Regions from separate parts of the Homo sapiens genome. Here region 1 is linked to region 2. Evidence: read pairs that join two places in POLR2A ChIA-PET (ENCODE). Cell type or tissue: Caco-2. All regions are shown on one strand. Each heading gives the region's core, and the rest is flanking DNA. Links, peaks and the distances in the headings are about the cores only.

What was found. Peaks named below come from ENCODE experiments on the same cell type or tissue, not always from the same donor. Only the 100,000 strongest peaks of a DNase experiment are listed, where the experiment ranks them.
Region 1: POLR2A ChIA-PET joins it to region 2 with 5 read pairs; 3 of 35 experiments call an interaction of 5 or more read pairs at or near these places.

The regions. Positions count from the first base shown.
Region 1 is chr5:132,763,925-132,780,663 of GRCh38, reverse strand. SEPTIN8 (septin 8) reads left to right here and starts at 3,425. Exons shown (of 10, transcript NM_001098811.2): 1 at 3,425-3,556; 2 at 15,135-15,255; 3 at 16,245-16,440. The coding sequence starts at 3,527. RefSeq lists silencers at 3,105-3,154, 3,245-3,654. In Caco-2, for the core only: no CTCF peak of the experiment used is centred there; a DNase peak (open chromatin) is centred at 8,913.
Region 2 is chr5:133,086,791-133,091,790 of GRCh38, reverse strand. HSPA4 (heat shock protein family A (Hsp70) member 4) reads right to left here. Exons shown (of 19, transcript NM_002154.4): 8 at 4,933-5,000; 9 at 3,236-3,387; 10 at 2,630-2,736; 11 at 2,096-2,229; 12 at 417-598. Among named protein-coding and RNA genes, the nearest start is that of HSPA4, 37 kb to the right of the region's middle. In Caco-2, for the core only: no CTCF peak of the experiment used is centred there; no DNase peak of the experiment used is centred there.

The sequences.
Region 1 (16,739 bases), core at 6,811-11,810, 320 kb after region 2:
CTTTTAATTTAAATAGCATCTGTATTATGGCCCAGATTCCTATAAAGTATCTCTATTATCTTTCCTCCTATCAGTAAATATACATAGAAAGTTTTCTGGAATGATATAAATGTAGTGTTCATGATGGTGATTTCTGAGTGGTGGGATTGGGATAATTTAATATTCTCTGTATTCAAATTATTTAAAATGTACATATATCACTTAAAAACATGAAATTTTTCTTTAAAAGGGGTGGAAGGCTAAGAAATTATCTGTGGCTGATTCTGTTGGTGTATGGCTGATTATTTTCTTGCTTGTCATTTTTTATATTTTAATTTTCTAATAAACAAAAATTTCATAGTATTAGAAAAAAAGATTTTCAGGCATCTCACTGGAACGGATAGTCCAGAAACAGACTTGGCAGAGATGGCTGCAGCCTCCCAACATCTGCTCTCCTCTAACATTTTATGGACTTTTTAGCTGTGCACATGATAGCCAGAATAAAGACCCCATTTTCCAGCTCTGGCCAATAGCATGTAAGCAGAAGTGCCACATGGCAGCTTCTGGAATCCTCTGAGAGTTGGCTCATTTGCACTGTATTACTATCATTGCCTCTTGCTGCCTGGAATGCAGATATCACCATATTGGACCATGAGAGCAAGACCACGTAAGGCCAAGCAACAAGAAGAAAGTGTGCGTAGAGAGTCACATAAGCCCTGGACTACCTACCTGGACAATGTAAGAAAGGAAGACATTTCTATCTTGTTGAAGCAGCTGAACATAATCCTAACTGATGCACAACCTGCACACACATACAGAAATGTCGTCTGTGATACCATTTGCATTGTACATCAGAGGGGAAAGATGAAACAACTGGTTTGGCATACACATACACAAATTGCCTAGATGTGAAGGAGTTAAAAAAAAGTTTTTAAAGAAAATTTATTCTTTTCTCACAAACACAATATCTTTGTGAAGTTAGGGAAGGGTCTTTATTTTTAGAAGCCAAAGTAAAAATAATAAATAAAATAACAAGTACACTTGACAACATCAAAAATTTAAACTTCTACATGACAAAAGAAAGTATAAACAAAAGTAAAAGACAAGCAAGAGGCCTGGAGGGCAGCATTTCCTGAAGCGAAGTCTTGTCATGTTCAAGTTCAGTGTGGTGCTGGGTATGTATGCAGGGTAGAGACAAGGGGCAACAAAGTGTGGGTAGAGCTGTATATTCCCCTTTCTTTTGCACAGAAAATGCATATTAGCTGATCAAAAGCTGAGGACTTCTACAGAACCCTGTCTGTGTATGGAACTCAGCATTCCCCAGTTATTTGACGGTGAGACCAATCTTTTTGTGGTAAAATCTATGAACTAACCTCTAGGTGTATACGAAACACTCAGAAATGCTGCCATAAGAAATAACACTTTGCCATGTGAGAAATGATCGTTATATTCACCTTTTGAGCCCTCATAGATAATTCTCACTCTTTTATAAGTTCTGACCAGCAGCAGCATAAAATGAGAGAAATTTCGGCATTGTGGAATAGGAGGAAATTCTCCTGTTTACTCCTACAGAGCAGAGTGAATATATCCCAAAAGAAGGAAGTCACCTGTACTCTGAGCTTTTCCTTCTCATAGCCACTGGCCAGGACTGTAAGAAGTACATGTTTTGAAATATTTCCGATTAGAGATAAAAGACCATTTTGAAGATAATTTAGGGCTAGTCCCAGAGAGTTGTAATGCAGAACTGCCATACGGATGGCAGTTGGTCGTGATTTCTTGTTAGTTATAGGGAAAGAAAAAGGAAACAGTAGATACAGTCTAGGATGATCAATTCAGTATTGACCACACATTCTCTGGGCTCTGAGATTAAGGCCCTTGTAGTCTAGAGAGGGAGATTTTATTTAATATTATATTTTAAGTACAACTTAAAGCCCTTTACTTATGTTATTTAATCCTGTAACATAGGTGCTATACTTGTTCTCATTTTTAGGACCAGGGAAGGGAGGCATAGTTAAGTAACTTGCCTAGCTAAGGTTAAAAAGCTAGCAGGATTCCACCAGGAAGGTTTGCCATAGATCCAGCTACCCTAACCACTGCTCTGCTCTATTTCTTGTAGATAACTTTAATACAGCATGGGAAACAGCAACATAGAGAGAGGAGCAAAGTGAAAACATTGTCAGGAAGGTCCAGCGGGAAGTCAGTCCACCTTGGGGACAAGCTACAGTTTGCCTGGGAGAGTGAGGAGGGGAAAGCCAAATCAGGGTGACAAGGTCAAACAGCAGAGAGGGGGCTCCTCTTAAGCCAGGTGTGCTAAGTCGAACGTGGTCTTTAGGCACCTCCAGTCAGCACAAGTTTCTGAGTAGGAGAAACAGGTCAGGTTGCTTCTCAGCATACTGGGGTGAGGGGTGTGTGTGGAGGGTGGACCAACCTGGGATGAGGCCAGTGGGGGGTAGGGGGCAAACCTTGCCACATTCCCAGAAAGAGCAGAGAGAAAGGCAGAGGGAAGAGAAAGAAACGGGGTTTCAGAGGATTTGGGAGCTGCTTTTGTATAGATTGTCAGTGAGAAGGATACAGAACCTCCTGAGGCCTCCGACCCTGGCGTAAGTGTTAATTTTCTGAACGTTTTGAGCAGTGACATTAGCGGAGAGAACGTGCACGCACTGGGAGTGGTCATCCTCTTTGCACAATGGTGGAACCATTAAGACGTTGTCCCAAGCCCTTGGGACAGGCAGGGTGATGGACACTTGCAATCTGACGCCTTGACCGTCGAGCTCCGCTTTTCTATTGCAGGAATCCCAGCCTAAACTGCGCATCCTGCTCGTTGGTTGCACAAGGAGCCGAAGGCTGGTCCCTTGCCCGGGAAGGCCGCCTGGCCGGACGCGCGGGTCCCGCCGGGGTTCCCGCCTTAGCTCCGGCCGGAGCATCAGGTGGGGCCCAAGACACCCGCAGACTAGGCTGCCGCGGCCTCTCCCGGATCCGACGGGTCTCCCGCAGCTTGTCCACACTCTGGTTGGTGGTCCCAGCACATTTGCAGGCTCCAGCGGGTGGAGACGGCTTGGTGGGGGAGATCTCTAGGGCGCACGCCGTGCCCCACTTCCCCCTTACGGGAAAGGCTTTCCAGCGCGCGGACCCAGGAGACTCTCACCTAGGCTCGGCCCCAGGCTCCAGGGGACACGCAGAGGCCCGCCGGGCACCAGCCCCGAGCCCCCCGACACTGCCGTCCCGGTCCCCCAACGCGCGGACTACAAGTCCCAGCAGTCCCCGCAGCTGGCACCTCCCGCCTCGCCGCGGAGACCCCCGGCCGTCCAAGCGGCGGGGCTCCGGCTGCGCTCGTGGCCGGGCCGGGCGGGGAGGCCGGTCCCGCGGGCGGGGGCAGGGGCGGCTCCGCGGCTTCTCCCGCCGCCGCCGCCAAGGGGAGTTTCCAGGAAGTGGCCATATTGGATCCATTCAGCCGCAGCCGCCCGGGCGGAGCGCGTCCCGCAGCCGGCTGGTCCCTGTCGCTGCCCCTGCGCTCGTCCCAGCCCACCCGCCCGGTGCGGAGCTCGCCATGGCGGCCACCGACCTGGAGCGCTTCTCGGTGAGGGCCCCGCTGGGCCACGGCGCGCGCGGGAGGCGCGGGGCGCAGGAGGGGCCGCCCTGCAGCTGGCGGGGGGCGCGAAGCGGGCTGTCAGCGCCTCACGGCCGGGCCTCGACACCGGGCCAGCTCGAGGACCCCGGCGCGGGCTCTCGGCCGCGCTATCGGGGGGTCCCGGAGCGTCGGGCGGCCTGCCTTGCCGGGCGGCTGGTCGGGGTCGCTTCCTGGGGCGCAGGCAAGGCTAACCCCTTTCGCGGGAAGGAGCAAAGACCCGCCTGGCTCCGGGCAGGTGCGAAGATAGAGTGGCGCCCGCGGGGCCGCAGGTGAGGGTCCGGGACACTCCGGACCCTATCGCCCAGGGTGTTTCTTTCTGCACACTTGGGGAAGAGTCCTAGCCGCACAGGTGCTGCGGGATAGGTACAGCCGGGGAGGATGGAGGCCCCAGGATCCGAGAGAGTCTCCCACACGAGCCCAGGACAGTTGCAGACTTGAGTCCTGAAGACCCTTGGCCTGCTTTTCCTTCCTCCCCCGCTCCCCTCTGCCCCGCTCCCCACGCCGGAATCCTGGGTGCGACTCCAGGCAGGTCAGGCCTCAGTGGTCGGGTCTGCGGCAGCCATTCGCCAGGAGCTGGAGGGATTCCAGACTCAGCCCAGTGGGCGTTTATTTGGGCTCCAGTCCAGGTCCTCAGAAGGTTGATGTCCCTGGTGGTCCCTGCAGGGGTCTCACTGGGCCTGAGCCTGCCGACAGCCAACTTACTAAAGGCTTTCATAATTCACTCGCGGGAGGGAGGCCTTTGGGGGGTTGTATCTGGACATCCCCTGCTGTCTAAGGCTGGATCTGGGTGTGTCTGGGAGGCTAGGCTGTGACAGTGAAGGAAGCTGTGTCCTCTTGCCAGCATGTAAGGCCCTGGTCGGCTGGAAGGGGGAGGAGGGGGAGAAGGAGGAGGAGGAGGAGGGAGGCCCAGGGCTGTTGGAGGGAAGGGGGAATTCTGAATATGTGAACGATAACGAATTGGTTCTGGGGCTAAATAAGGGAGCCAGGACTTATGTAATTAATGCTATAAATACCGTCATCCCAATTTATATATGTAAATTTTCCATTTAATCTGAAAATACATTTCTTATTCTACTTTGGAAATGTGCATGACTAAAGCAGGAGCTCTTGGTTTCATAATTTCTAGACTCGGGTGTTTTATTCCCATTGGAGAGGGGGTCGTATGTCAGTTAAGTAAGTTTAAATACATGAGGAACAGATTCAGAGGCTGGGCTACTCAGAGATTCACTTCGCCCCGTATTATAAATTGGAATTTATGTACCGGAGGAGGGCAGTGCCTGAATCCTAACAGACCTGCTGATTAGCTGGAGGCCAAGAGACCCGTGAGTGCCTGGGTGTCTCTGCATGTGTGTCTGTGTGCATTTTCTGTGCCCAGCTGACCAGAAAGTTATGTCTGGGTCTTGTCTGTGGCCAGAGGTTTAACAGTTGATGTTGCAGGTGGGAGAGGTATGTAGAGAAACCAGAATCAGACAGCCTGATAGGAATCCTAGACACTCCTTGTTGGCCATGTGACCTTGGGCAGGTTATTTAACCCCTTGGTGCTCTCATGCGTATAATGGGATAGAAATATTTCTTCCCTCATAGGGGTATTGTGAGGATTCAACAAGAGAATCCAGGGGAGGTACTTAGCCCTGTGTCTGGCACATGGTAAGGACACAATAAATAATATATGCTACCTATTGTCCACGTGGATGTGAGGACTGGCCCCCTATGTAAGAAGGGAGCAGAGGATGCATTTGCCCTGTTCATGGCACTCTCTGTAGAGCTTCCATCCCTGCTCGTCCAGAGATGGTCCTCAGAGGGTTAGCTGAGAGGCCATGCTGTGGGCTGGTCAAGCCTTCCCCTGGGGTCCTGTGTTTGCTCTCGGACCATTCCTGTGAGGAGTTTTGGTATTAGCTGCGGGGTGGCCAGGGCACAGAGAGGGGACTGACTCAGGCAAGGGCGTAGAGCCTGAGCGCAGGGCCTTGGTTGCTATGCCAGCTTCAGCTGGAGGGATGGACACCTTCCACACCCTCTGCACTTTGGGCTGTCAGCCTCCTGGAAGGGCTTGGATAGGGTTGGATTTGGGTGGAGACCTTGGGTGGAGTTTGGCCTGAATTTAAGTCTGGACTCCATTCACCCTTCCTGGCTTGTCATCTTGGGAAAATCATTTCTGCCTTTATCTTGCTGTAAAATGGGCAGAGCCACACTGGTTCCTCAGAGAGTTTATGGAGGGTTAATTGCAGTCCGTGGCATGTTTGGAAATATGCTGAGGTGTCTCGCAAGCCCCAGGATGTGATGGAGCCATGACAGGTCTACACTGTCCCTCTGGCCAGCTCAGTGGTCAGTCTAGCCCTGCAGGCCTGAGAATTGTCCTGACCTGGAGCTTAGACGGCATACAGAGTTGTACTTTGAGATGGATGTGTGCTGGGTTCCTGTGTCCTCACATAGCATGGTGTACACACCACAGGCCAACAGCCTTGGCATCCTGACTGGGCTCTGCTCCACCCTAGATCAGTATTGGGGTAAGGGTTGGCATCCCCTGTGTGTGGGTGTGTGGAGCAGCCCTCTGAGGAGGGTGTGTTGCCTCTTGCCTTCCTCGGGCAGCCAGATTCCTGTCCACTCTTGCTGTGCCCCTCCTCCTAACTGGAACCTTGACTCTGGGGCTCAGCCCTTTCTTCCCCGAGGGCCAGCTCCGGTGTTTTCTCCTGCCAGAATCTCACAGGTTCAGACCCCGTGGTGAGCAACCCTTTAGGGCTTGGGGAAAGTGAAGCTGAGGGGGAGAGGAAGAAACGTGCAGCACACAGCCTCACACTGGCGTTCTTCCCAGCCAGTCACTTACCCCCATCTCTGCTTTATCCCCAGCACCATCTGTCACTTCCGTTGTCACCCCTGCAATCTTGATACTTCCCCAAGAAGCGGGCTCTTCAGGGAGTACCTAGTCCCTCCTGAAGCAGGAATTGAGAGCCCGCACCCAAATGAGGCTCAAGGTCTCTGTCAGAGTGATATCTCCCCATCTTGTAAAAACGGCCAGTAGCCTCCTTGCTGAGCCATGCCGAAGAAAAACGGGAGCTGAGCAAGAGATGCCCGTGCAGCTCCCAGGGCACATGTGAGCACCACCTGCAGAGCTGCAGCTCTGCCCTCTCCCCCAGGAGGTGAGTCTGCCTGCCCTCCCTCTCTCTTGGGCATCAGACCATGCTATGTGTGCCCACCTTAGGAAGGTCTCCTTGGGGTCTTGATTGCAGTGGGTCAGAGCTGCGGGGCTGATGGAAAGCATTGGTCATTCCAGGGAGCACATGCTAAAAGACTGACCATGATAGGAACAGAGAGGATGGCAAGGAGGAGACCAAGCTCAGGGCCAAGGAGGAGGGAGACTGGATGGAGCCTGGGAACCCAGGGTCTGACTTGTGTCAAAAACCTTGGATGGCAAGGAGGGCAGTGGGTGCTTTGAGCGCATTATCTTGTTGATGCCAACAGCCCAAGGTTGGGTGAGGATGCAGACTTTGGTCATTGGCTAGCAAAGGTAGGGGGAACAAGATCCAAATTCCAATACCAGAGATGACAGAGAGGGTGGATACCTTGGCGTTTTGAGCCCTCGGATGGGCTAGGTGGAAGCATATATTATATTTGGGGCAGTAACTACCACGAATGTCTCTGTGGCTCAAGTCCAGCTACCAGAGGCGAGCAGCTGCAGGATGGTAGAGCAAAGGGCCTGAGGGCCAGCTGGCCTCTGTGTGTCCCTTGCAGCCTCCCCAGCCTTCCTGCCTCTGTGCTGCCAGCTTGGGTTTCAGGATCCCCAGGCATGGCCCCCAAGGCAAAAGCTTTGCCAGATAACCAGATGCAGAGCTATGCATGCAGGAGGGAGACACATCTGCCTGGGGAGGAGACGCCCTCCCAAGGTCTCCATGCCCTTGTGGTAGAGCTGGGGCACTCTGTTGGCTTCTTTTGGAGCCATCTGAACCTTCAGAGCTCCTGAAAGAACTGGCTGGGAAGAGGCAGCGGAGGACGGGGCAGGGGGCATCTTGGCTCTGCGTGCAGTTGCCCTACATGTTCTTGGGGCAAATTAGATATTCTCCTCAGGATACACGGCTTTCAGGTGTTCCCTATCCTAGAGGTCAGATTAGAGGGACAGAACCAGCAGAGGAAGGTACAGGGGCCCATGTCTGCTGGCAGGTGGCTGGCTGTTTTCTGAGGGGGCTCCAGGGCTTGGGCTGCCTGATGCTTGGGGTTCAGGAGGGGCTGTGGGTATGGACCCAAGCCCACTTGCCAGACATGGCTCTTGGGCCTGGGTACAAACCTGACATTCTGCCTGGTGTTGGAGTGAATGGACAAGCAGCAGAGAAGTATAGCAGTGCCACCCCCATACCTCTGCCAACCCGTATTGGTGCCCATGCATTCCTCCGTCCCTTTCCAGCACTGGCATCCATCGTGGGGTTGGACAGAAGGCGGGGCACCTTTGCTGCCCACATTCTCCCTCCAAGGGTTTCATTTGCTGTGAAACAGAGGCTGCCTTCTCCTGCCAGTGATACCCAGACCACTCGTGGCTTTCCCTGTTACAAGGCAGTGGTGGCTGCCACTGGAGTCCCTGAGCTAAGTAAGAAAATATGAATGCCTGGAGTTCTAGTACATTCTGCAGCCCAGAGCACCTTCCCCATCTCCTCTGTGGTGGGATAGACCACTCCCTCTCAGGCAGCACAATAAAGGCCAAGAATGTGTCTGTCCTAGGCCTGGGGGTTGGGGTGGCGAGTACTGGCCCAGCTACCAGTAACTGTGCTCTTAGCTTCCTGGAAATCTGATTTTGATGGGAAAAGCTTGAAACACACTATCCCAAATTAATAAGCTCCAGCCTGGCTGGCTGTGTGCAGAAAGGAAAGACAGTGCCTCTTAGTGAGACAGAGAAACAGAGAGAATGGAGTATTGGGGTCAGGGGATGGTTTTGCTCCCAAAATTCCTTCTCTTCCCAGGATGGGTGGAGTAGGACTGGCCTTGTGAGGATGATTGGCTTCCTGTTACCTTGACTGCCGTCATGTTGGGACCATGGCGGGTGATCCTTGCTTGAATCTTCTCTCAAGTTTTCTGTTGCCACTGTAGGAGAAAGATGCTTTGGCTCCCAGGTGTCCTCTTGATTTGGGACAGGTATATCCTGCCTCTATTCTTCCTTCCTGGCCCCGGGTAGCAGCATCCCACCCCCACCCTCCCACGTATGTCTCCTTGGTTATTTCCCGTAACCTCTGACCTGGGCTTAGAGGCTTGCTGTGGAATCCTGGGACCAGAGCCGAAGCCTTTCCTGGGAAAATTCCTAGGATTCCTCTCAGGCTCAAGGACAGTTGTGCTTATGACCGCGACCACGGGTTCTGGCTAGAGGCCTCTGCTCTGGCTATTTAAGGCCCAGGCTCCTGGGAGGAGCTGGAGCCGGGGCTAGCATAGTTTGTGCCAGGAACATGGGTGGAGAAAGCTTCCAGTGGTCCATTGACTCCTGAGTCCATTGCTCAGTTACTTAATAGGGCCACCCCCAGGGCTGGAGCTCCCCTGGGGAGTGGGCTTCCTGTCTGCCTGACTGGGTGTACAGGTGAGTGGGTGCTAGGCATGGGAGCCCAGAGGAAGAAAAGCATCCAAAGTCCAAGGCACTGGAGAACTCTGGAAGGCCTGAGGTCTGGGGGCTGCTCTTTGTCCATTACTCGGTAGCCAATCCACCTATGGTGGGGTATCCTTTCTACTCCCACTGCAACAACCAGCCTAGTTTGGGGGTTTGGATCACAGGGGTCTTTATTTACCCACAGCTTCCCCGGCTCTGTTGGTTTAGAGATTCAGTAGATTTCCAGTTCCTTCTGGATAAAAACCTGTTTTTGTGTGTTGGCAACCATGAGATGCAGTTTCTTCCCAGATCCCACCTTGTTTCATGGTAAAAGGGACAGCTCCTCTTGGCTGGTGATGAGGGCTGCTCTAGGAGGCTCAGACAGAGCATTTCCTATCAGGAAAAGGGCGTCCTAGTTATCCACTGGGCTGCGTAACAAAATGCTGTTCTCTACTTTGTCTTGGACGGCCGGGCATGGAGGCACGCAGCCGGCCTGAGAAGTTATTGTTTTGGTTGTTGTCTTTGATGTGCCAAAGAAATGATGACACAGAAGCCTGGGGCCTGGCTCAGGAGCCAAAAGCTTGTTAGTGATTAGAGAGGGGATAATGGCCCCATGGAGTTTCTCATTGCATATGTAGAGCTCAGAGCTGCCAACTCCCTCTATCCTGGGACTTTGAAGACATATACAACGCTCACCCCTGTGTGAGCACCTCAGGGAGCTGGGTGTGTGGAATGAGCCAGAGGCTTTGGGTCCACCTCTCTCTGGGGTCCAAGTTAAGTTGTCCTGCCTGAAGGCTCCTCCCCACAGAGCAGTCTGCCATGGGGCTTCCTGACTTGAGAATGGAGCCTGGCTGCAGGGTCCGTCCAGCTCACCCTCCCACCAGAGCCAGCTTACAGACCAGCAGGCCTTTGGCCCACACCAGCCCCCTGACATGTTGTATTGGGCCCTCATGGTATTCTCAGTTTGTATTGGTTGTCAATCTTTAAAAATTACAGAATTTCACATAAAAATATAGATTTCTGGGCCAGGCATGGTGGCTCACACCTGTAATCCCAGCACTTTGGGAGGCCAACGCAGGTGGATCACCTGAGGTCAGGAGTTCAAGACCGACCTGGCCAACATAGTGAAACCCCGTCTCTACTAAAAATACAAAAATCAGCCAGGCGTGGTGGTTGCGTGCCTGTAATCCCAGCTACTGGGGAGTCTGAGGCATGAGAATTGCTTGTACCTAGGAGGCGGAGGTTACAGTGAGCTGAGATCACACCACTCCAGCCTGGGTGACAGAGCCAGACTGTGTCTCAAAAAATACATACATACATATATATACATATATACATATATATATATATATATATACACACACATACACATATATACATATATATATATATACATATATACATATATATATACATATATACATATATATATATATATACACACACACACACACACACACATATATATATATGTGTGTGTATATATATATATATATATATATATATATATATATATATATGTATATATAGAGAGAGATTTTTGGGTTCTCTTTAAAAACGGGAAGATTTGGCAACACTAGATCTGTGTTCCCACAGTTGGCTGGCGTTGTGGAACTGTGGCCACCATGGATTGAGCATAAGCACAGGCTCTCCAGTTCTCTGCCATTCCCACCTCTCCCCGGGAACCCCCACGCTTGGCCAAGTTAGTGGCTGTCTTTCATCCAGCAGGCGGGGAGTGATGTGACTAGAAGTGTGGGTTTCACAGTCATGTTGTCTCCATTCAGATCCTGGCTTTGCTCTCCTGAGCAGTGTGGTCTTGGGCAAATTACACACTCTCTTGATGCCTCTATTGTCTCATCTAGACAATGGGGAGGCTGCTACGGCCTATGTCATAGGGCTGATGTGTGGACTAAATTAGATTAAATTAGGGTTGCGCAAAGCAAGCATGCAATACATGTTAGTTATGTCTGTTGTTGTTGCCATTGTTATTAAGGTGCTGCTCCCCTTCACCTATATATGTTACCTGCCTGGCTTCTAAAGGCATTTGAGTTTAGGCTTAGCCCTCTGAGGTCAAGGATCTGATGTCCTCATCTTTTCACTGGCAGCCATCTCAGTTCCTGGCACACAGCAGACATGTCCAGTGCGTGTGTGTTGAGTGACTGAATGAATGAGTTGGAAGCCTGCTAAGAACAGGGGAGGCAATGTAGCAGAGTGGTTTGGGACAAGAGCTTGGTCTGTTCTCAGGTCCCTGCTCTGCCCTGGTTAGTTCCCTAGCTTCTGTGTGCTTCAGTTTCCTCCCCTGTAAAATGGGGATAATCATGGAGTCTGTCATCCACAGTGAGGAAGGACCAAGTGAGAGCCTGGGTGTAAATCACTTGGCTTAGTTCACACATGGTGGTCCTCAGTGAGGTGTTGGTATCATCCCAGACGTCCCTTCCTTCCTTTGGTTGTGAATACTGAGATGTTTTACCTTCCACACTGTCCCTCCTTTCCTGGCTCTCCTCGCTTTCTCCCTGTTCCTCTGCATCCAAAGAGTTTTACTTTGGATCCTATGGCACCGAAGATGTTTCAGTTGCAAGTAATAGATAATACCACTCAACTAGCCTCAGCAATAAAGAGGATATGGCCAGGGGGAAGGGGAAAAGCCCAGAGATAGGGCAGACTCTGGCTCCCTCTTTTCTCTGTGATTTTCTTGGCTCTGCCATCCTGTGAGTAGACTGCAGCCTTAGGCTAGCTCCCCTAATGGTCTCAAGATGGTCATAAAGGCTCAACCTGCGTCACTTGCCTGTACTTGCACCGATCATGGCATCACGCTGATGGGCTCCCACCCTGGGAGTTGGAGCTGTGGTCTCACCCACCAAATTGCAGGGCTGGTAGCCACTGGGTCACCTGACTTTATTTCTGAGTCATGGTAGCTGAGATGTGCAGGAGGTCCTTCAGGGGCTGCTGGTTCCTCCTAGGTTGTAACCCCACTCAGGTTGGTAGAGATGCCTGGAGCAGGCACCCTGGAGTGAGCAATGCAACTTAGATCACATGTCGATGCCAAATCTATGATCAGGGAGTTGGCATTAGTGAGAGTTACCCCTCGGTAAAGCCTGGAGGTCAGATCAGTCTCCTGGGACCAGGTAACAACACTGCCTCCATCAGGGCCAGTGGCCATTCTGTGTGTGTACGTGTGTGTGTGCATGCATGCTCCATAGACTCATACCCCTGACTGGTCCCCGGGGCTCCTAAACAGGTATTGCCCCAGATGTGTGGCCCCTGCGATAACAGAGTGTAGCCTGGGTAACAACTTAGGGATGATGACCTCCCTGTACCCCACACTTCCACAGAGAGAGCCAAGCTGTGTGAGAGGAGGCCACTCTGCAGTTGCTGTGTGTGGATAGGTGGTTTATGTGAGACCCACCCCAAGAACCCCCAGTGCTACACTTAGCCTCTGGGGCCTAGAACTGTAAGAAAGTGGGGGAAAACAGGAATGGAATGGCCTCTGCTTCTCAGTAAGTGCTCTGCGGCTGCGTGTGTGTGTGTGTGTGTGTGTGTGTGTGTGTGTGTGTGTGTGGTTTCCAGACACAGCTGACTTGGTGGGGTTTGGCGGCAGACTACAGGATGTTGGATTGCATCCTGATTGTGTCACCCCTTGGAAGAAGAGGATGAATAAACACATAGCCTTCTCTGCAAGCACAGCACGCCTTAAATTTTGGAGATTTTCAGTCTTGCCTGAAAAGAAAAAAGCTCTAGACCGACTGTGTCCTCCATTTGATCCTCAAGCCGACACAAGGAGGTGGAACAGAGACTAAATAATGAAGCCCTGTGTAAGGTGGGCAGGTGCTCTGATGCCGTAGCAGTTGGAGGCTGTGTTCAGTAACTTATAAATGGTAGCATTGTCCAGCATGTTGGGCATAGTAATGGGAGGGAAGGAAGAACAGAAAACCTGACCTCCCCAACCTGCAGCCGACATCTAGAAGCTTATAGAATAGGTGGAGAATCAAGATGCATTAAAAAAGGATAACCAGTAGTACTAGGAAACAGGATAACTGCCAAGTGAGGGGTCTGGAACGTAAGTGCTTGGGGGCCAGGTGAGAGTGGGTGCCAAGGGAAAAGTAGAGTAGCTGTAGAGCCGAGGGGAGGGGCAGAGTTTGAAAAGAGAGCTCAGAGTTACCAGCTGGGCTGGAACCAGGCCAGTGAGGAAGGCCTGGAACACCATGCTAAGGGCTTTGGACCTGACCCAGCACCTCCTAGGCTTCATTAACTACTTTTATGTGGGCACCAATGAGAGGAAACTGCCTTTGGGACCTCCTTGTCCAATTATGTTTGCAGCCCTAAGGAGATCTGGGCTTGAGTGGGGAGATTGGGACATGATGCTTTGGGGCTAGGTGATGGGGAGAAAGGGTCAGCTATAAGAAAAGAGGCTCCGTTGAGAGAGAGTCATGGGAGAAAGCAGGTTTAGGGGTAGCCCTGACTTGTTTGAGGGGATGGTACAACTGCCCAGAGGGGCCATGTGGGGTCTAGGTTGCCAGCACCCACACTTGGGAGTCGTTGATGCAAGGCTGCTGTGGGGAGGTAGACATCAGTTGTGCAGAAGGTTGGGTTTGAGTGCCAAGGTTCTCTGGTTGGGAGGGAAGGATGGCCAGAGGGGTTCAGGCCAAGGCAGTGGGCTGTGGCACAGGTCAGCTGCTCAGGTGCTGAGGAGATGCTTCTGTGGGGCAGGAGTCAGGGCCCCCTGTCGGTTCCTGACCCCGAGCCTGTATCCACATCTGCACAAGGGCTGCCACTGGCCCTATCTCCTGGGCTGTCCTTAGCTGGACCTGCTTCACCACCCTGCGGCTATGGGCAGGAGAGACTCTGAATCCGCTGCCCCTTCCTCTCCTTCCTCTTTCTAGCTGTCTCAGGGCAGTGGGGCTCAGGAATGGAGGAGGCATGACTCTGCACAACATGGAGCTGCCTAAGGTCTGCCCTCCAGAGGGGCTGAACCTGGGAACCTTCCCTCGGGCAGCATTTTACCCCATTCCAGGGAGTCAGAGAAACCAGCCACACAAGTTGGAGTGTGACCATGACCCTCTGCTTTGGGTCCTCGTGGTTTCTTTTTATAGAGCGGTGGGCCACCTCCAGTGGCCCCAGCTCACTCGGGGCCTGCCGCTCAGCCCTCTGCTAAGGCCAGGCCTCCACATTCTTACCCGGAACCTTCTGTCTAGACAACCAGGGCTGAGATGGGGGTGGAAGGGTGGCAGGAGTCAGGAGCCAGGAGCTGGGGGTCTCTAGAGAATACCACTGAGGCAGAAGGGAGGAGGCCTCAGAGTCTCAGTCCCTTTGAAACCCACCCCTGAGCCCCACGGGGGGGTTGTGTGAGTGAGGGCCGGCTCCTTTAGCAGGGTCCATGCATGAGTCCCACACGTGGGTGTGTGAGGAGCAGGGGTGAACATGGAGGGCTACGAGCCCAGCTGATAGAGAAGGCTCCTCTGAGGGAGCATGCTTGTGAGGGGTTTGGACCAGACGTGGCCCTACTTGAGTCCTGCATCAGTGGGAGGGCCTGGGAGGACTAGGCAGGGGCAGCATCCCCCGTCTCCTAGAGCTGGCTGCAGGAACAGACACACTTTCCAATCTGGTCCTCTGGGACCATCTGGGGCCTCCTCCTGAGTAGGAAAACAGGTGGGCCCTTATGGGTAGCAACCACAGCCCCTGGGGCCACCTATGCCAGGAGACATGGAGCCCTCAGCCCAGGCATCCCTGGCCATCCCAGGTGGAGCAAAGCTACAGAGTGGAAGGGCCTTTCCCCCTGGGGGCATCGGGCTCCCTCTGGGGAAACTTGGCCTGGAGTTGGTGCTCGGGTGTACTCAGGGTGTGTCTGAGATTTGTTGAGAATTCAGACATCGGGTGGGGCTGCTTCACTGTTTTAACTCAGATTTAGCGCCCACCCCGCAGCTTGACCTTTCTTCCCCAGTGGGCTCATGTCTTGCTTTATTTCTCTCTTGGCAGAATGCAGAGCCAGAGCCCCGGAGCCTCTCCCTGGGCGGCCATGTGGGTTTCGACAGCCTCCCCGACCAGCTGGTCAGCAAGTCGGTCACTCAGGGCTTCAGCTTCAACATCCTCTGTGTGGGTGAGTGTCAGGGCCTGGCCTCAGACAGAGGGTGGGTGAGAACCTCCTGGGAGAGGGGGTGCTTCTGGCCCCCTGTTGAGCTGCAAGGGGGCTTCCCAGGCAGAGTGAAACTTTGGGGGTGTCAGGACGAGGATTTGGTTGGTGTCTCTGCCAGAGTCAAGGATAGAGTTAGAGCCAGGGCCTGACACAGCATTGTCATGAAGAGTAAACTGGATCGGGCACATGAAAGTGCTTTGTAAACTGTGGGTGTTTATCACAGAGATTTAGGTTCATTTATTCATTTGTTTGTTCATTTAAAAAACATGTACTCATTTACTGCTTCCCACCCTGTGTCAAGGACGTTATGGTAAACAGCTCTGCCCCTCATCACCATATCCTATGGTAAGTGCTCCAGCACGCATGTGAACAAATAACAGCCCCAAGCAGAGAGGCTCTCGGAGGTTCCCTGGGACTCCCAGAAGGACACAAAGTGCTCTTCTGGTCCCTCTGCAGGTGTCCTTCGGGAAGCAGCCCATCCTGAGTTCCCCCAGCTAAAGCCATGTGGAGCTAGGGCTGTCCGGGGCGCATGGGTTGAGCCACTGGTGGCTTTAGACCCTGGCCCTCTTGGTCCCATGACCACCCTGGTCCCAGGAGGGGTGTTGTGTAGAGCAGGTTATGTGTGAGGTGATTGGGTCTGCAGTGGTGTCTACACAGCTGCCTGGCTCTGTCTCTTCCCTGCTCCCTGAGGAAATACATCACATATCACACACAGCTATGTCTTCTGTCCAAGTTCACCTTTTGGCTCTTCCTTCCACAGGTTATTTCTGAGGCCACAGGAAAAGATAGTTCCTGGGGAATGGGGGTGATGAGGGATGGGGTGGGCGGCCTGCCCCTTTCTCTTATCCAGGGGCCATGGATGCCTGAGCCCTGCCTGGCCTAGCCACCAGTCAAGGACAGCCCATTTCCAGCCTATGACACCCACTTCTTCCCCTCCTGTCCTCACTGCCCAGGGGAGACCGGCATTGGCAAATCCACACTGATGAACACACTCTTCAACACGACCTTCGAGACTGAGGAAGCCAGTCACCATGAGGCATGCGTGCGCCTGCGGCCCCAGACCTATGACCTCCAGGAGAGCAACGTGCAGCTCAAGCTGACCATTGTGGATGCCGTGGGCTTTGGGGATCAGATCAATAAGGATGAGAGGCAAGAGGCGGGAAGGGCGGCCCCACCCAGCCTCCTCCCACCCCACCTACATTGGCCCCTATAACAGTAGCCCAGCCCTCACACTGCAGGGGGCCAGGGAGGGCCTCTTGGGGAATATCTGAGGCTCTGTGGTCACCAACAGACCAGTTACTCCTTTAGGTGTCTGGAGAAGGGGTCAGCTGCCTGTATCCAGTCAGGGATCTCAGGCAGAAGCTGTTCCCAGAAAGAAAAGGCCAGGGGGCAGCCTGGCTTGGCCCCGAGCCCTGAGCCCCCCAAGCCCCAAGCCCCTGATCTCAGCT
Region 2 (5,000 bases), core at 1-5,000:
GCCTCCCAAAGTGCTGGAATCATAGGTAATTTGTAGTTTTGTAAAGCTTTGATTCTGATGCACAATGAAGACAAGACCCAGTGCATAATTCCAACAAATGAGTGTACAATCAATTCTACTTTTGAAAATAATTAACTGAGACTCAGAGCACTCTTCAACAACCAGAATCAGGAATAACTCAAGTTGAGAAGTGTATGATCTGAAAGAAGAAATCAACTTGTGTTCCACTTCTATACAAATTCTGCATAAAAATCTACTGCTGGTTCACTTATATTGGGGGAAGGGCAAACATACAAACCCACTCTCACTCAGCAGCTCTGTCACAATGCTCCGGCCTTGCCACCAAGTCTGCTTGCTACAATTTCTAGACAAGTCACCTCTGGGCCATCACAAGTGGTATACAATGTCTAGATTACCTCTTCCTCCTTTGCATTCTGATCTGTTTCCATTGGCTCCTCATTTTCCTCAGACTTGTGAACCTCCACTAAAGATGCACTGGACACACTGAAAATGCCATGGACATTTACTCGAACTTTGACTTTCACTTTTGAACTGGAGCCATCAGACTGAGGAGTGACTTTCTGAACTGAAAACTGAGCTAGGGACATACGAGAGACAAAAGAACACATAACCTAAGAGGATGAATTCAAGCATGAATATATGCCTACATTGCTAGATTATGTCTACTTTCAATGATAGCTCAGTAACATGATGCTTAAAATAAGCAAAATCGGTCCTTTTAGAATCTTATTAAATCATCAGATTTCTCTTTCTTCTTTCACAGTCTCTTATTATCTTATCCTGCCCCAATTAAGAACTCAAATATCTCCCGATTCTTTCCTTTCTTCCAATTTCTTATTTCCATTTATCTTTATATGCTACTTTCAGATTAATTCCTAAAACAGATTTGTCACATTCTCTACTCAAAAAACAAAACAGAAAAAAAAAATGATTCCACTCTGCTTGTCGTTTATCAGTAAATTGCCATTTCTAGGTCCAGTGACTGTACAAGGTTTTTATTTACATTTTCTTCATTCCCAGAACTCTGCAAAGTATGAATTATCATTGTTATTCCTGGTTTTACAGATTTACAGATGGGGAAAAAAGAATAGGTTAACTTTCCACAGCTTCTAAATGCCATTCAGGATACTCCTAATTTCTTTACCCATATATTCTAGGTCTTTATACTATAACTAGTTTCTATCTCTTCTCAACTAGTATTATTTCCAGATAAGAGTTTCCCAGAGTCTATAACTACTCTAGATAACACGGTTCTGAAACCTAGTATGTTTTGATATTGTATCACCATCTCCTAATGATTTTCTATATACATCCTTTTTTTTTTTTTTTTTTTTTTTTTGAGACAGAGTCTCGCTCTGTCGCCTAGGCTGGAGTGCAGTGGCGTGATCTCAGCTCACTGCAAGCTCTGCCTACCGAGTTCACGCCAGTCTCCTGCCTCAGCCTCCCAAGTAGCTGGGATTACAGGCGCCCGCCACCACACCTGGCTAATTTTTTTTTGTATTTTTTTAGTAGAGACGGGGTTTCACCATGTTAGCCAGGATGGTCTCGATCTCCTGACCTGCCCGCCTTGGCCTCCCAAAGTGCTGGGATTACAGGCGTGAGCCACCGCACCTGGCTATTTTCTATATACATCTTATAACTGTATGTTAGGGTCCAAACTGAATTTCGTTAACTCCTTATAGTATATAGCACCACCTTATACATAAGTTATAATTACAATGTGCGCTAACCAAGAAAAACTGCCGATACAATGGGAGATCCAATTAAATAACAGCCATTTGGCTGGTTCTAAACCTGCTAACGAGACTGGAAGAGGTTTTCTTTTGCAATCTAAAGCCCCTAAATTTCAGAATACCATACTTGTTCTTTCTACTATGCGAACTCTCCAAGTAGATAAGCTTTTTTTTGTTGTTGTTTAAATGGAGACAGGGTCCCACTATGTTGCCCAGGCTGATCTCGAACTCCTCAGCTCAAGTGATCCTCCCACCTTAGCCTTTCAAAGTGTTGGGATTACAGTTGTGAGCCACTGTGCTTTTTTTTTTTTTTCTTTTTTAATTTCCAACTCTTTACTTACCTATAGCAGGATCTGGATAGGGCAAATCCTGAGGAGAGCTGTAGTAGGCCTCAAGAGTGAAAGGTTCCTTTCTATAAAATGTAAGAACTTTAGAGAAAGGAGCAGCATGATTTTTGGAAAAGACTTCACAGTCACTGAATGGAGGAAAAAGACAAAAACACAAATTCAGGATATTCCTAACACTTTTACCCATGTGTTCTAGGTTTGTAATTATTGTACAGTGTTAGTTTCTCTCTCTTTTCAATTGGTATTATTTCCAGATTATAAGAGTTCCCAAGAATCTTTATATATAAAGTCAGTAAAAAAGGAATATACGTCAATCTGCACATAAAAGGCACTGATGATTTCAGCAGAATCAAGTGTGAGAAACTAATTAAGGACACAAATTTATTCTGACTAAAATAAATGACCACTTCCTTCATGCACTATGATAAAATGTTACAGATTTATGTAAACTGAAATGAAAAGCAACATATTACTCAGACCTAATAGTCAATTAACTTTAGATATGTAAATGATTAATAAACATGATACCTTGACCCTTCTTCAGCTGGAGAATTCCATCTCAGAGATATTGGATATGGTACTACATCAGTGATAGAAAATTCTCTGACTTTGAAAGCAGGCGATAAGATGGCACACTAGAATAATAATTTTCAAAAATTCCGTTTAACAAGTATAGACAATATAAACTGATAATATCACTTAAACATACAAATTACTTCAGAAAATCAATGGTCTTTTTAAAATATTTATATTAGTAATTTAATGGTGTCTGAACAGTTTTACAAACTTCTATCATGTCAATTACCTATATAATCTAGCTATTCCTTATTTTTCTATTAACCCCAACCCTTATTTAATTAATGTACACTATTTCATACAGACATACATAACAGGCCAAACTTCCAGTCATACTTCAGGCTCAGAGTTACCTATGTTTCTAGTCAATTAATTCATCTTATGTGCTATAGAGTACAATTATTTTTAGGAACATCACCTCTATTTTAAAACAAAGGTTTTGGAATCTCAACACCCTGAAGTCACCCTGAGCTAATCCCAGGTTATTAGATACATAAACCACTGCCATCTTGTTACAATGATTTATAAATGGTTACCTATAAAAGAAAGAATATTCACCTGCAATGCACAGCCTCGAGTGACAGCTTCATCAGCATTTAATGTTGTACTAAGTTCTTTACCGAAAAATTTGCTGATCTTCTCTTTTACCGCAGGGATTCGTGTAGCACCACCAACTATCTCCACTGCATAAATATCTTCTTTCTTTAACTCTATTTTTAAAGAATTAGACAGATTTTTTTAATGAAATGAAAGAACAATAACATCTTACCATGATGAAATAACTCAGATGTGTAACAAAACTCCTCCAACTCCCTCACCCACCTCCGCAACACACACATACTCATGCCCACACTCACAGAGGCAGGTGGCATCTGGAAACAAGTAGGTGTTTTAATTCTCAAAATAATGGGGGAAGGGTAGCTAGTGGGATTTAGGAGGTGAGGGCCAGGAATCCTCAAATGTACTGCAGTGTACAGGTCCTGAATTTCTCACACAATCTCACACAAACAAGTGTTAAAACATCAACAGACCAAACATTCAAACACGCTAGCCATCAGGAAAATAAGAGGGCCTCAAACCACTGAGTTATTCTGACCTGACATTAAAGGAAAAAAAAGAAGAATCACATCCAGCTACTCCAGTGTTCTAATCCAAGGCATAAACATAGTCCACGTTAAAACACAGGTAGAGGCCAGGCATGGTGGCTCATGCTTGTAATCCCAGTACTTTAGGAGGCCGAAGTGGGCGGATCACCTGAGGTCAGGAGTTCAAAACCAGCCTGACCAACATGGTAAAACCCCGTCTCCACTAAAAATACAAAAATTAGCCAGAAGTAGTGGCGCATGCCTGTAATCCCAGCTACTCAGGAGGCTGAGGCAGGAGAATTGCTTTAACCCAGGAGGTGGAGGTTGCAGTGAGCTGAGATTGAACCACTGCACTCCAGCCTGGGTGACAGAGCAAGACTCCCATCTCAAAAAATAAAAATAAAATAAAAAATAAACTACAGGTACAGTTTCTTCGTATCAGAAAGAAGGTGTGTATCAAAGGATCTGCTATTGCTCATAAAATACTTCTTAATATCACCTGATTTCCTGGTCACATTTTATCTAACAACCATTGATAACTTCTTGAGAAGGGCTATTTAAAGAAATGGGCTTTCCCAGTGTGGAAATAAGCCCATTTGCCATCATCACTAAAGAGGAAAGCCTGTGCCAAGCTGACAGTATATCCCAACACTCTGAAATAGCAATCAACACAACAGTGAAGTCCAGGTAAATGGTTTGTCAAAGAAAGATTTTAGGAAAATTAGTATATATTCCTAAATCAAACAGTCACCTTTTAGCCTGAGACAAAATTAAAGCATCTTGTTAAATAAGTATGTGGTTATCCTACCTTCCCACTTTGCTGTAGCTCTCATCCAGCTAGGGAAGAATTCACTGACAGAAAAGCTTATAAGACTACCATATCAGCATCGCAAAAGACAATTTTTACCACCATTAAATAATTGTGAGGCTTATATCCAACTTTCAGTCTGAATTCAGTTTCTTGGAGAAACTTTTATTAGATTTCCCTAGACATTTCAAAAGATTACTTTGGGCAGGGGGAAGATACAGGTTGAAAAAAAGTTTAATATATACCACTGAATTAGTTCATACAATAAAAATTTCTATCACTGCTTGCAAAAGTAAGATAATAAATAACAATTTCCAAACAGTCTGAGATACGCAAACAAATTCAATCACAAAAATACTTACTGGTTTGTTCCAAAACACTACGAAGTGGTGGCTCCACTCTAGCTAAGAGATCATTGCACATCTCCAGA